2 separate regions of the Homo sapiens genome follow, and region 1 is linked to region 2. Evidence: chromatin loops called from intact Hi-C (ENCODE). Cell type or tissue: PC-3. All regions are shown on one strand.

Region 1 (8,000 bases), 230 kb after region 2:
GCGTAGCCAACATGGTGAAACCCCGTCCCTACTAAAAATACAAAAATTAGCTGGGTGTGGAGGTGCACACCTGTAATCCCAGCTACTCGGGAGGCTGAGACAGGAGAATAGCTTGAACCCGGGAGGTGGAAGTTGCAGTGAGCCAAGATCGTGCCACTGCACTCCAGCCTGGGCGACAGGGTGAGACTCCATCTCAAAAAAAAAAAAATTTTTTTAGAGATGAGGTCTCGCTATGTTGTCCAGGCTGGTCACAAACTCCTGGGCTCAAGTGATCCTCCTGCCTCAGCCTTACAAAGTGCTGGGATTATAGGTGTGAGCCATCGTGCCCAGCCAGGCTCAAGGAGGACCAAAGAGGACTTTGGTCTTCACAACAATCTTATGAGTTAGATAAAATTATTACTTCACATTTCAGATGAGGTACTTGAGACTTGGCTACACTGAGTAGCTTTCTTGAAGTCATACAACCAGTAAGTGGTAGAGGCTTATTTGAACCCAGGCAGGCTCTCTTTCCAGAGTTGGTGTTCTTAACCATTGATAGGCTGCCTTCAAGGACGTCCATTATTGAGACCTATGCAACACTTTGGAATCCTTAGCGAAAGACAGACTAATAGTCATAGGAAAGGAGTGGAATTTGTTAACATTAGGCATCTATATTTAGTTACTATATTATGAATTGTTCTTCAGAAGCAAAGCACTTACTGGGTAATGGTAGGCATTTACAACTGCTTTTTCATAAAGAGATGAGCATGAAAGGAACCAAAGCATTATGTTATACCCCATGAGCCTGCTGAAAGAGTAGGTGAGCCTGCCTTTCTCATTCCCAGAACCCAAGTTACTGGTGTTGAAGAAGTGGGGCTGTATTTGTCTTTGTAGAGAAAATTCTAGTCCTCTGTCCCAAGCTTGACATTTTTTCCATTCATACTCTTCTTAATCATCATTTATATTCTCATGGAAACATGAAAAATCAGATAAAATGAATTTTAAATAAGCAAAGATATAGTTGCTTAAGTTAACCAATATAAACTAGAAATAATTTCCCAAATAAGGATGCATTCAGTATCACTTCATAACTTAAAGGTGTACTGCTCCATTTTACATTATTTTTATTTTTATTTTACTTTAAGTTCTGGGATACATGTGCAGAACATGCAGGTTTGTTACATAGGTACACATGTGCCATGGTGGTTTGCTGCACCTATTAACCCGTCATCTAGGTTTTAAGTCCCGCATGCATTAAGTATTTGTCTTAATGCTCTCCCGCCCCTCAACCCCCAATCCAACAGGCCCCCCAGTAGGCCCCAGTGTGCGATGTTCCCCTCCCTATGTCCATGTGTTCTCATTGTTCAGCTCCCACTTACGAGTGACAACATGTGGTGTTTGGTTTTCTGTTCCTGTGTTAGTTTGCTGAGAATGATGGTTTCCAGCTTCATCCATGTCCCTGCAAAGGACATGAACTCATTCTTTTTTATGGCTACATAGCATTCCATGGTGTATATGTGCCACAGTTTCTTTATCCAGTCTGTCATTGATGGGCATTTGGGCTGGTTCCGAGTCTTTGCTATTGTAAATAGTGCCGCAGTAAACACACGTGTACATGTGTCTTTATAGTAGAATGATTCACAATCCTTTGGGTACATACCCAGTAATGGGATTGCTGGGTCAAATGGTATTTCTAGTTCTAGATGCTTGATGAATCGCCACACTGTCTTCCACAATGGTTAAACTAATTTACACTCCCACCAACAGTGTAGAAGCATTCCTATTTCTCCACAGCCTTGCCAGCATCTGTTTTTTTCCTGACTTTTTAATAATCGCCATTCTGACTGGCATGAGATGGTATCTCATCGTGGTTTTGATTTGCATTTCTCTAATGACCAGTGATTACTAAAACCAAATATATCCAAATTCTAAGAAAAAGCCTTTACCATCCTTTTTTCCCTCGTGTTTTCTTTCTTTCTCACAAGATGCCCCGCTTAACTTCAACATAACATAAATGCATTCAGCACCTTGAAACCTCATGCTGTGTTTGCAAAGCATCATTATGGTGGCCCAGATTTCTACTCTTACCTTCTTCTTTAAAATTGTCCACTCTTTTTTCTTTTCTTCAAAACTCCCTTTTCTCAGGGAGATTGATACATCATACAGTCTCTGACTTAGAATGTTTTGACTTAGGTTTTTTCAGTGTTAAGATGACAGAAAGCAATATGCATTCTGTAGAAACTGTACTTCAAGTATCCATACAAAAATTTTGTTTTTCACTTTCAGTACAATATTCATTAATCACATAAGATTTTCAACACTCTATTATAAAATAGGCTTTGTGTTAGGTGATTTTTGCCCAACTGTAGGCCAATTAAGTGTTCTGAGCATGTTTAAGGTAGATGAGGTTAAGATATGATGTTCAGCAGGCCAGTTATAGTCAATGCATTTTCAACTTAGGATGGGTTTATTGGAACATAACCCCACTGCAAACTGAGGAGCATCTGTATCCAGCAGAAAATAGGTCTCAATAAAATAATTCATACTAAGGTGTGAATGAAATAATTCACACTAAGATATGAATAACTAAAAATGCTACTAGCTATATGTAAAGTGCACTGCCTTTAAAGTCAGACAGACTCAAATTTGAATCCCGTCTTTTCTCCCATTTACTAACTAGGAGGTTTCTCTAAGTCTCAGTTTCTTCATCTCTGTAGAATGGTAGGAATGACACCTCGGAGGTTTGTTGCAACAATTAAATATGACCATATTTATGCAAAGTATAGTGCCTGGACACTCTGGATTACAAATACATGCCATTTATCTTTTAACTTGAGTCTACGACAATATTTAAACATACTAAAGAAGGAATTTGCTTGCACACCTCAATCTCAAATTGGTAGTGCTTAGGGGTTTTGTGTTTGTTTTTTTGGTTGTGGTTGTTGTTTTGAGACAGGATCTCACTCCATCGCCCCAGCTGTAATGCAGTGGTGCCATCATGGCTCACTGCAGCCTAGACCTCCTGGGCTCAAGTCATCCTCCTGCCTCAGCCTCCTGAGTAGCTAGGACAATAGGTGTGCCCCACCATGCTTGGCTAATTTTTTTATTTTTTGTAGGGACAGGGTCTCACCATTGCCCAGGCTGGTCTTAAACTGAACTCAAGCGATCCGCTCACCTCAGCCTCCCAAAGTGCTGGAATTACAGACAAGAGCCATGACACTTGGCTCAAATGGTAGTGTTTTAGTGTCAAGTGTTGACGTCATTATTAGATCACCCAGATTATTCTACTTCACTCTACCATAGGCTTTACAGCTATTATTTGGTAGTATGGATATTCATAAAACACATGCTATAAAGAAAATAGCTTTAGAGGTAGTTAGCAATCCATGCAACAAACCATTGGCTGGATCACTTCCTGCTTCAGGCACCATGCTGTGGCCCTTGTTACAGATAAAGGCACCACAAGCTGTGGAAACAAGTAAAGTAAGCATCCAATCCAATCCTGTTGGAGAGGGGCTAAGCCAAGAGCCTTTAAAAATCATGTCAAAATTTTAATTTACTTGTTTTCTGTTTTCTTTACTTATTTTTATTTGTAAAAGACATGGTCTTACTATGTTGCTCAGGCTGGAGTGCAGTGGCATGATCCTAGCTCACTGCAGCCTCAAATCCTCGAGCTCAAGTGATCTTCCCACCTCAGCCTCCCGAATAGCTGGGTGTATTTTTTCAATTACACCTCTCCTTTTAAGATTTAGGTAAAAGATACATGAAGGCACAGAATTCCTGCCAAATGAAAGTTCCCAGAAAACCATGTGAAATGATGGTTGTAAAAGGATTTACTTCTTAGCTCTTTTTTTGTCTAAGCAAATTATATTCAAGTAAGAATAATACTTAAGAAATCAAGCATGCATATGCTTTGGTTTTTACAGTATAAGGAAGGTTGTTGATGGTGTGCATGTGCCCACACCTGTGTGTACAGTCTCCAAACAGGGCTTTATTGAGTAATATTTTGTCATGATTTTCCCACAGTAACAAATGGCATATTTCCAACTTATCTGCATTTATTCAGAGTTTAATAGCACCACATACAGAGAAACTTTAAATCTACCTTTTGAATGGGATGTTTGAGGAAAAGTTATATCATGTTCTTCAGTTCATTTTTAAATATAGTTTTTAAGGATGAAAATTAAAAGAAATCCCATTTACTTTATCAGAATATAAATTGTCTTTTCGCCGTCCTCTGTATGTATAATTTTTATGTAAAGTAAAATTCTGTCTTCAAATGTGGCAATATCTCTTTAAAAGTCTTCACCAAACAGCCAGCAAACCAGCTTAGCAACTTTCCTGGGTGGATTCTTAGGTGAATCATTAGCCTTGAGCAATGAAACTGTCCAGCAACACCTCCTTTTGAAAGCTTTGATCTGTCTGAGACTGCAGGAGTCACAAAAGAGGTGTTTGTTTCATGCAGCTTCAGAATATTGACAGGGAAAAAGAATCTCCTTTGTTTCAATGCACCAGCCTTAGGCACCCTGGCGGTGGTCTCTGCAATTGCACTGGATGGAGGTGGAGATGCGGGATTCTCCATTCCCAGGGGGCTGTTGCTGTCTCACTATCTGCCAGTCAGGAAATCTTTTCTAGTTTCTCAGACCCCACCTTCAAAAGCTGAAATTACATGACTCATATTTATTTTGATACCATCAAAGTTTTGCTGACAACATGAAATTTTTGCCTGCCCTGTATTAACAAGTATATTCCTGAAGTCATTAGAAAGATTCAGGCCTTGGGTAAGCACTTAGAAATAAAAACTTAATTTATTGTTTGCACTAGTTCCCCTCTTTTCCCCTCCTCAAGGTGGCTATTTGGGGATTAGCAAATTCTGTGACAAAAGATGGTCAAGTGTAGATACCTAGAAGAAGTCACATCCAGCAATTCCATCAAAAGAGCTCTCTAACCATGTTCCCATAGTGACATGTACCAATATCTTGGGTAAAGGGCACACAGGTGAATTAATTTGGTAGTGGATTTTTATAGACTGTACAATACACTTGACTCTTTGCCAAAATATGAGTGCCTAATTGCTGTGTCTTTGGTGAACATGCCAAAGATTCAGTGATTTTATTCACGTAGGAGGAGGAATGATTTGGGGGAGTAGTTTCAGTGGACAGGTTTTATTGTACTTACTAGATAATAAATTCTTTGAGGCAAGAAGAGTGTTATTGTACTTTTTGTATTTATCACAACACCTAATGAGGTGCCTGACTTATTGGCAATCAATTAATACTATCTAGACAAATGGACTTGAGCAGGTGACCACCTGAAACTAACTAGCACACAATAACAAACACTTGAGCTGCACAGAGACCCAGGTTCTTATCCTGATTCATTCATTTATTGTGGTTTTGGAAAATTTGTAAATCACTTAAATGTACAGGGATTTATGTCTTTTAAGGTATGAAAGCTATGCTGGATAGAGGTGCTTTCTGAAGTCTTTTTTTTTTTTTCATTCAACAAACTTTAGCGCAAAGTAAAAGAGACAATGTTTCTGCTTTCATGGAGTGTATACAATGGGTGAGGGGGTGGGAAGGAACAAGTAAAAAGCAAGGTGATTTCAGAAAGTATTAACTGCTGTGCAGACCATACAACAGGGGAAAGAGATAAAGAGTTAAATCCCCTAAGACGGTCCTGGCTGTTTGTTGGCTTTATTTTTAATTTCTCCTTTTTCTCTAAATAGAAATCAACAGACTTTCTTGAAAAGAGGACTTGATTATCAGAATCAACTGTGGAGTGTTTTACAAATAACAGGTTTTCAATGCTCTACAGATTTTACAGGGATGTAAACCAGAACCCTGAAAGCTCTAGTGTCTTCACAACAGTTCCCTTGAAAACACTGGTACTGCTAGGGGAATGAACAATTTACATATAAATAATTTATATTTTAGTTGTCTCTAAGTGTGAGACTGTAAGAAATTCATTTTGAAAACCACTCAAAGGTTTCCTGATTTTCATACTGTCCTTAGCCGATAAGCTCTTAGACTGATTTGACTTCTAAAATACCTTCTAACTTGAATTCATTTGAAAAGCCCGAAGTGTTAAAACTCATGGATTGAGATAAATAACCTTCCAATGGAGTCTAGCAAATTGGAAACTGGACTTGGTCTTTGATCTCAGGGAGGTACGCGTACTACAGACGGGTCATTGTGCTTGCCCAGACAGGACACGAGGTAAGACTTCCTTACTTAAACTTGACACATACAGCATGGTCAGAAACAGCAGATGGGGTCATTTGTTATCTTTAACACTGTACGCCGGCCCAAGTAGGGCAGGACAGTGGGAATCCCATAAAACAGAGCCAGCTTTCATGCTAGGAGCAGTACTGTAGTCACCCAATCATACGGCAGAAATAGTAAAGGTCATGCTTCCTCCACAGTGGTGAGGTGCAGCAGCTTCCTTGGCAAATGACTTCTGCGTACTCTCCCCACATGGAGGAGATTGGTCATGCAAAGTAGGTGTTTTCAGGGTACAGGAAAGCTTTCCAAGATTGCTTCTAGAAGCTATGGCAAATGTATTTTCAATTTAAATGTATCTTCCTATTATCAGCACTTTAAATTTGCCATTTATCAGAAAGGGCCTTTTTCCTCTTTTCCTTCCTGCATTTGTTTTCTGTGTAGGTTTGCTTTTTGTCTGTTTGTTTTGGCCTTTGAGGAATGTGACTTCCTAAGGTCACCCTGGAAAACAAAGAAGCAAAACAAAACAAAAAAAGAACTCCGTTTTCACTAAAATGGAGTCCGAAGATGTGGGTTCAGTGCTTTATCTGGCTGTCTCTGTAACCTGGGGATCACATTCGTCTCACAGGGAAAGTTTTGTGAAGATCAAATAAGAAATAATTTGGATATTGAAATGCTCCCCAAGGTTCAAAGACCTGCACATTTAGAATGCTTGGCAGCCCCTGGTCTTTTTGTGTGTGCTGCACTTGGGACATTTATCAGAATCTGAACACATCAGAAACTGACCCAATGATAGAAAAGAACTGGAACTAGGGGTGATCAGAATAACCTCCTGAGAAGGCCGTCCCAATGGAGAAAGGAGTTAGTGTCCTGAGCTTTGTGGTCCTGCACCAGCTCTTGGCTAGTCTGCTGCTGAAGTATTCTGTCAGACCTGAAGAAAAATAGAGGGCAATAAGAATCGGTACTGACAAACAGGCCCAGGCACCACACTCCCGAAGACCAACACCATAAACAATCTGCCTGGCAGGGTTAGAGTCTGTAGAGGCTGGGGAGGCAGTAGTACCCAGAGAAAAACAACTCGAAAGTGGAACCTTTTGAATAACAGCCCATCTCACAGTAGAGTCCTTTACACCAACAAAAACGAGTCTTGGTCAGTGTCTCTAACATACGTTTAATTTCCTAGACAAATCTTGCATCTCTTCATGATTTAGCTTCTTGTTTACAATGCAGCTTTCTTAAATGGAAAGGAAACTGCTGAATCTCAAATTGCTGTGTAGTTTGTCAGACAATGACATCCTTCACTGCCAGCGTTGAGCACACTCCCTTTTTAATCCATTTTGCCTGATGAAGCATAGCATTTTCTGCAGCCTTCTGAGCTGTTAAGAGAATATTTCAACTGCAAACACAAAGAAGAAATGTTTGAAGTGAAATGAACTATGGGCTAATCGGGAAGGGCTTGAATGAATGTCAAAATAAGAGCTCACCTACTGCACATTTTTAAAAAGAAGTCTATGTTAATGGAGTCAAAACACTGGCTTCAGTGTTTTATCTTTATTGATGAAATTACCACATTTGAAAAGTAAACACTATTTTATTTTATGTCTGATAGAAAATATATATACGCTATGGAAGAAATTTTGAAAATACAGAAAAGCAAAAACAAAATGATGAAATAAAATAATCTTTAACTTCCCACATTCAGATGTGAAGCACTGCTTATATTTTGTTTTTATGATACAAAAAGAAGTCTGTAATGCAAGCTGTCCTTCCCTTAGCAGTCTGACAAATGTATTGCATTGG
Region 2 (8,000 bases):
TTATTCTGTTATTTCAGAGTTTATAAATCATTATTTTTTATTAAATACCATTAACTTTGGTGAGGCTCCACAGTCTACTGATTTCTGGAGAAGTATTGGGCAAACTGAAATAAAATGGAGCTCCATGGACAGGTTCATCAGGATCAACAGCTAAAATGTCGGTATACCCCATTTTTGGTTTGCAAATGACTACATATTCTTGAAGTATTTCTGGTGGATTATCATTTACATCTTCAATGTTCACAGCAAGTGTTCCAGTACATGATCTATCATCTAAGGAGACAGGAATAAGGTTTAGTGTTATTTTAAAATTCTTTCATAGTTTCTTAAAGAATAAAAAGTCAATTATATTCTATACATGATCTGTTTTTAAATAAACTGATTATTAAAGGAAATGATAAATAAATAAGAACATAGACAGATAAATAGAATCTGCAGCTAATTTGAAATGACTATTGCTACTGATAATATCAGATACAACTGTCAATAAATCTTTTACCAGAATTACTACCAAATAAAAATAAATGTCTGAATTTCAATCTCTATTTTTGGGGGTTCCAGGTGCCACATGTTAGTAAGCAGTAAAGTGGTTACAGATAAGATTTCTAATCCCAGTATATATTCAAACCACTAGGAAGATTTTTTTAAAATATAAGATTCCTAGGCTCCACAACCGGATATTCTGATTCAGTTAGTCTAACAAAGTATCTACAGATTAATATTTTTATTTTAATGTGAAGACAAGGTTGAAAAACTCTAGGTTACTTTAAGGAACAGAATTCAAGAAAAGGATCATTTTGACCTAATATGCAGCTGAACTATATAAAAGCTCAATTTAAAGTGACACAAACGGATGTGGAAGAGTCTGATGAGACCATTTTATCTAGTTTTAGATTTCAGTTTTATTTTTGTCCTCTAGCATAGAAATACATAAGAATTTAAGGTCCTGCCCTATTGGGGATATAAAGATAAATAAAACACGGCTTCTTGTCACCAAACAGTTTCACCTTGTTAGATAATTAAGAGAGACAGAAAGAGTCTTTAAAGTAATTTCAAAGAATTCCATACACTTACCACCAAAATAAATCTGCATAAGAATAATTACATTTTATTCTCTAATTCCTTTATAGAATACCAGATTAAAACTTTTTTTTTACCTTTGTCTATTGCCAGGACTGTAATATTATACAACTCATTTTTGGGAGTTTCAACCTCCCTATCCAGGATTTTGGAAGTTATGATTGACCCTGAAATTTCATCAATGGTGATCCAACCTTTAGGATCATGCAATTTTTTGTACCTGTTAATAAAAAAAAAATAGTCTTTAGCATCAGAAAATGTTTTCAAATAAGTTACTATCTCAATGATTACAAATACATTATTAGTATGTGGTTATAGATTTATTTTTACCTTAAACCATTGCCATTTCTATTTTCGGGGTCATATGCCTTATAGCCGTTGATCTTTGACCCCACTGCTAAGTTTTCTTTAATCCGCACATATTGGGCTGCAGGAGTGCATTCAGGCCCCTCATCCAGATCCCTCACATGAACTGTAACCAAGGCTCTGTTCAAGGCTGTCACTCTGGGAATATCTCTAGCAAATGGCGCTTCATTGTTTACTCCAATTTCCAGGTTCACTTGACGGTTTTCTTCATAATTCAGTGGCTTTAAAATAAAGTCCATGTATATCAGTGTCAGTGTAAAATACATCTGGCATTTCAAATGGCAAGTGAACATTTGTCATCCTGACCAGTGCTGCATAAATTCTATGTTCACATGTTGTTAATACTGACTTTTATCCCTTGCTAAACAGAGAGTGGATCCCGTGCTAAGCCTCTACCAAGAATGGTCCAACAACTTCTGCAGGTAGTTTCATAGAGTTGGACAAACGAAATTCCGGAAATATTTTCATATTTCACTCTTACTAAGGAAAATTACTCTGATTCAAAAAGTAATGCAAACAGATGACAGTATTCTTATGGTCCTGCTTGGAGCACTGTCTAACAGGCTGGGCTAACGGTCATCTGAGTATGGGAAGTTGCCTTTATTTGGCTTATCAGTTACTACTGACTATGGCCCAGGCATTTTATAACTCTTGTAAAGTTTGATGTTGACTTTCACAAAACCAAAAGGTGCAATGATTTCATTTTCTGTCTCATAGAAAAGATATCTCCAGTATTTTATTTTCTTTTATTTTATTTTTGAGACAGAGTCTTGCCTCATTCTGTCACCCAGGCTGGAGAGCAGTGGCGCAATCTTGGCTTACTGCAACCTCTGCCTCTTTGGTTCAAGCGATTCTCCTGCCTCAGCCTCCCATGTAGCTGGGACTACAGGCACGTGCCACCATAATCAGCTAATTTTTGTATTTTTTTCTTTAGTAAAGATGGGGTTCTGCCATCTTAGGCTGGTCTCGAACTCCTGAACTCAGGTGATCCACCTCCCTTGGCATCCCTAAATGCTGGGATTACAGGCGTGAACCACCATGCCCGGCCCCAAATGTGTGTTTTAATTGCCCTCTAAGGCATCTAACTGAGCCATCTAATTGCTGCTTTTCTTTTATCAAAATCCATCCAGAGTCTCATTTCTTCTTAGGAATCAACTTGTCTTTTTGCTGGTTCCTTCATGAATGAGTTAAAACCTTTATCCATCCATGCCCACTACCTGTTTTTATGAAAATTACATTTTTGAAAACTTGAGAATTATACTTTGGCATTGTCTATAATTTATCCAATGAAACATTCACAGTGGATACACAGAGGAGTAAGGGAAATACTATGTGATTGATTTTAATTATCATTGAATCTAAGGCACTACTCTAACAGTGAAAATAAACTCACTAAATCCTCATGACATTATGAAGTAAGTATTATTGACCTCATCCTCATTTTACAGAGCAGAAAACGGGAAAAGGAGATAAACTGATTTTTTTTTAAGACCAAAAGATAATCATTTGAGCTTGAATTTGAAGCCAGGTAGTCTGACCTGAGTCCATTTCCTTAGCCTACGCTATAATCCCTCTGCTATCGTGTGCTGCTTAATTGGCTCACTGATCTCTAAAAAATTTCCAAATCAATCTTTGACTAAAATTCAGTTTTAGATAACAAATCAAGTAAAACCCATAAAACATTATGTTACACTGTACTATAAAGTTGAAGCACTTTTTCTTCAATTTCTCTTTCTGCTTATCAAAACAATCACTGGCTAAACATTGAACAAAATCAAAACTGGTGAATAAAATTATTTTAAATCTTTCTCCACACCTAGGTATTAACAGAGTAAGACATTAGTATCACGAGTCCACTAAAAAGTCAAGAAAGTTTCTGAATCTTAGAATCTACAAAACATATGTAAAACCTTTTTTTATTTTGTATGTATATCCCACAAACTGGAGAGTCAAGGAAAAAAATATTAATATCTGTTCGTTTGATGCTGATGAATACTGTTTCACACATTTCATGTGCTGGTGTGATCACACAGAGAGTAAGAGCAACTGCTGGCAATGAGAAATGGATGGAAATTTAGAGAACAGCTGCTGCACTGGAGGAGGTGCAACTATTCAATCCAGAAACACTCGCTGAAGCCTTGGAGTTTCTTTGTCCCATTTTTCGAGGCTTAAGATGGATATTGTTTTAGTAGCTTAAAACTCTCCAAAATTAAAAATCTGGTGAGATGAAATCCTAAAGATTAATGGGATTAGTTAATCTCATTAATTAATAGGAAAGCCTGTAAATTCTCTTCCACCTCAGGGTACGTTTTTGTTTCGCCACTTAAAAAAAGTGCTTAAAAATATCCCACATCTGCACTGAGATGTTAACAACTCCCTAGAAAATGTATAGTTGTGGAAATGGAGCTGAGGACTCTCCATGTTGAGAAGGACCAAGAATAATACTATCCTCACTCAAGCCCATATGCGTCACTGCTGCTGCTCCAATGGACAGAAGCCACTGAGGTGGAATGAGTTTACCCAGAACACAGCAAAAGCCTGTATCACTCATGCTTTGTGGTTACAGAAAAGTTATCTATTTTGGAACATTATAACACTAGTCTCAAGGACATAGCATAACTTTTTAAAATAAAATAATAATATCCCACAGTTTACCAAGTGCTGTTACGTTCAATATTATATTTGAAGAGCTATTAGGGAGGCAGAAAGAAGTATTGTTCCCATTTTACAGATAACACAGAGGCCAACTTTCCAAGATCACACAGCTGTGGAAAACAATTTAACATAGTGCTTGACAGCGTATAGTTAGAGTCAAAGAGCTAGGTTCAAATTCTGTCTACACTACATCCTAGCTGTGTGGCATTGGGAAAGTTATTTAGTCTCTTTAACTCTTCTCTTCTGTGAAATTGTTGTAAGAATGACATTTAACACTACAGCATAAAATAAGGCTTTACACTAAATTCTGAGTAATCTCTCAAGCTGTCACAGAGGCGAATGAAGGGAATAAATGCTGTATGTTTTTGTTAACAGCCAATATATTGCAATAAAAGGAGACGCTAACTAGTAAGACAATGTTTGCAAGCTTTATTCAGCTAAAAGTATACCAGAGCAATTCTTGGTTTGGCCTACTGATTACTTAACTCTTTGAGGTATAAAGGAATGAATAACATGCACTCTTTCCCTGGATATAATTCTGACTAGCAAGGAAGAACCAGGGCATTGGAAGAGGAGGATTCCTTTAGAGTTAACAACATAGTGATGTCATTCTTTAATCAGTACTCAAAAGGTTAGTCATCATTAGGTACATAGCCTACATGACAGAAACATGGATTTTGAACACCATGATTATACAGTGTTTGATTTTCAAATAAAAGATGACTCACTGAGATTAAAAAGTACTTAAAGATGCCAGGCACGGTGGCTCACGTCTGTAATCCTAGCACTTTGGGAGGCCAAGGCGGGCGGATTGCCTGAGCTCAGGAGTTCGAGACCAGCCTGGGCAACACGGTGAAACCCCATCTCTACTAAAATACAAAAAATTAGCCGGGCATGGAGGCATGCGCCTGTAGTCCCAGCTGCTTGGGAGGCTGAGGCAGGAGAATTGCGACAGCAAATTCCAAAAAAAAGAAAAAAAAAAAAAAAGTACTTAAAAGTACTCCATCTCCAAAAAAAAAAAAAAAAAAAGTACTTAAAGACATGATTTAACCACACAATCACAACTCTTTCCCAAGGAAAAGAATAAGATACTTTCAAAGACTAGCATGGCTATCAAAGGAGCCCTGTGATAATAATTCAGCTTTTCTAAGGGTTTGGATAAAATATGAAAAGGATAACACAACATGGCAAAAGCAAATTTTATTAATCAAAATGTTAGCAGACTATGAATGACTCAAAGGAAAAGAGGAGGTACGATTAGCAAAGGAGCTAGTAATGTCAGAAGAAAAATATAATTTAAAAAGTAAACTCCCAAAAGTAGAAATGAATTAAGGTTGCAAGAAGAGAAGATCCTCTTGTGCAAATGAAGTAATGGCTTTATCAAGCTAAGTAACTCAAGTATGGAAAAGAGGCGACATAAGAGAAGCAAGGATACCAAGCCAGAAGGAGAACAGCTCAGGGATTATGAATAAGAGCTCCCCACCAGAGAGATCTGGGTTTGTATCTTGGCTGTATGAACAGAGTTATCTCTCCTAGATAGTCTGGACATTCAACACCTGACTGTGGGGTACAAATCACCTATCCTAGCTGTATGGACTGCAGCATGTTATTTCTCTTTGATTCAGTCTACTCATCTGGAAATGAGAAGAATTAGAATAACAACCACATGGGCTTGTTTTGGAAAGATAAATAAATCTTTTAATTCAATGTTTTTTGGGAAGTTTTGTGGGACACTGTTTCAGAGATGGAAAAAAAGAAGGAAATAAATTAGTTTTATGAAGCAAGCATAAAATTGATAGTAAAAACTTAATAGCAATTATAGAAAAGGAAAAACTATGGTAAATCCTTTTTGTGGATATGGATGTAAATCCTAGACAGAAATTAGACAAAACAGCTGAAAAAAATGAAATTACAATCTTGGCTATGACTTAGGAGAAAAATGCTAATTCTCTCCTACTCTTTCTATGAAATTAATATAATTGTAAAAACATCAAAAGAGATATTTTTAAACTTAGGAGCTGATTTGAAAGTTCACATGGAAGAACAAACAAGGAAGATATTCATAAGAAAAAAATCCACAAAGGAAGATCACTAGGTAAGAGTGGCATGGAACACTGCAAATACTAAAATGCATATTATACATTTGATATTCTTAAATAGCTAGCAATAATACAGCAGCATATAGATGCTAATTAATAAACAATAAATTAACGGTACAAAAGAGAATGTCAATAACAAACTCAAATATACATGTATCTTATTTTATGACAAAGAAAATATGTCAAAACATGAATTGGAACAGATACAAAAACTAAAATTTGATTCATATCACAATTGTTCTAGGATAAATTTCATACAGATCAAAAATTTAACTGGATAGATAATTAAACAATAATAATGTAGAAGAATTTCAGATAAAATGCTTTCATAATGTCAATACCATGATAATGACACAAATCTCACAACCACAGAAGCCTCTGATAAATTGTGACCAAGCAAGCCCTGCCAACAAAACAAATCCTGGAGGTCAAAAACCAACACAAGCAAACTTATAAAACAATAAAAATTGGTAAAAATATTTGCAAAAATATTTCCTTCCGTAAAACTCTTATAAATAAATAGTTAATAGATAAGAAGAGCAAAACATAGAAAGCTGGCTAAAAGACAGGACTAGTGAGCTTGAAGATATAAAATATATTCAATGGCGTCTTCATATAAAAGGAATGCTCAGCTACACTGAAACACCATTTTTTTGCTATTCAACCGATAAATATCAAAACTTGATAATATAGTTGGCAATTATTTTACAACAGGCATGTGTGTACATTTCTGATGAGCATGTCAACATGCACAACCTTTCTGGAGGACAATCAGGCAATAAAGCAACCACAGAAAAAAATAGCCATGTCCTTGACTAAGCAATTCCATTTCTAGAAATTTATCCTACATTTACATTGTAGTATATTCATTGTAGTATATTTTGAAATAATAAAAAAATTAGAATTTCCATTGATATGGCCTAAATTTCCATTTATAATGAACTAGTTAAATAATAATTTACATTCATATGATGGATATTTTACTGTAATGTCTAAAATAGATAGCTGTAAAAAATGGCAAAACTGTTTACATACTAATATGTAATGACTTCAGGGAAAAGTTGTTGAATGAAGAAAAGCACAGAATAAGGAATACAGAATATCCATAGGTGTGGTCTAAACTTCCATAGATATGGAACTGGTTAAAAAAATATGGTATGTCCATACCATACCATGAAATATTTCCAATGTATATATAATGAACTCAAGAGATATGTTAATTGAAGTAAAATGTATTTGTTTTTAAAAAAGAAACATGATAAGATTACTTAAACATGTTTGTGTATATATAAAATACCTTTTGAATAATACACAGGAAACAGGTGGCATGTATTAATTCTTCCAAGCAGAGCTGAGTGGCTGACAGACCAAGTAAAAGTGAGACGTTTTACACCATGTTTTTTGTTTCTTTTGAACTTTGAATTTTTGTTTCTTTTGAACTTTGAACTAATGGACTGCTTACTGAAAATTTGAAAATTACTGGCCTTATTAATAAATAAATGTAATAAAGAATCTATTGACATTTAAAACAATTAAATGAGATACTATAGGTTAAGCACTTGGCAAAGTGTCTGGCATTTAGTAAATAATAAATGTTAGCCATTATTGTTAATTTGTGTTTAACATGAAGTATGAATTTGAGAATATAATTAGATTTCATGACAAGGGGCTGCAGATGTAATATATTCTGTGACATATTGAATACAAACTGCCTTGTGGGCTTAATGAGGTATGGCATGCAGTAATGGAAAGATAATTAATTTGGGAACAAAATAGACCAGGTTTGTGTTCCGGGGTGGA

What was found. A loop is a pair of places that touch in the nucleus more often than their neighbours do. Peaks named below come from ENCODE experiments on the same cell type or tissue, not always from the same donor. Only the 100,000 strongest peaks of a DNase experiment are listed, where the experiment ranks them.
Region 1: it touches region 2 in a loop (15-fold over the local background); 3 of 110 quality-filtered maps call a loop at or near these places.

What each region holds. Positions count from the first base shown.
Region 1 is chr18:31,237,649-31,245,648 of GRCh38, forward strand. The region is part of intron 1 of LOC105372049 (a long non-coding RNA gene); the gene reads left to right. Among named protein-coding and RNA genes, the nearest start is that of DSG1, 77 kb to the right of the region's middle. In PC-3, a CTCF peak has its summit at 4,515; a DNase peak (open chromatin) is centred at 4,373; H3K4me3 peaks cover 332 bases; H3K27ac peaks cover 2,990 bases.
Region 2 is chr18:31,006,859-31,014,858 of GRCh38, forward strand. DSC3 (desmocollin 3) reads right to left here. Exons shown (of 16, transcript NM_001941.5): 10 at 1,411-1,667; 11 at 1,158-1,300; 12 at 49-273. Among named protein-coding and RNA genes, the nearest start is that of DSC3, 32 kb to the right of the region's middle. In PC-3, no CTCF peak of the experiment used is centred here; a DNase peak (open chromatin) is centred at 4,763; H3K27ac peaks cover 613 bases.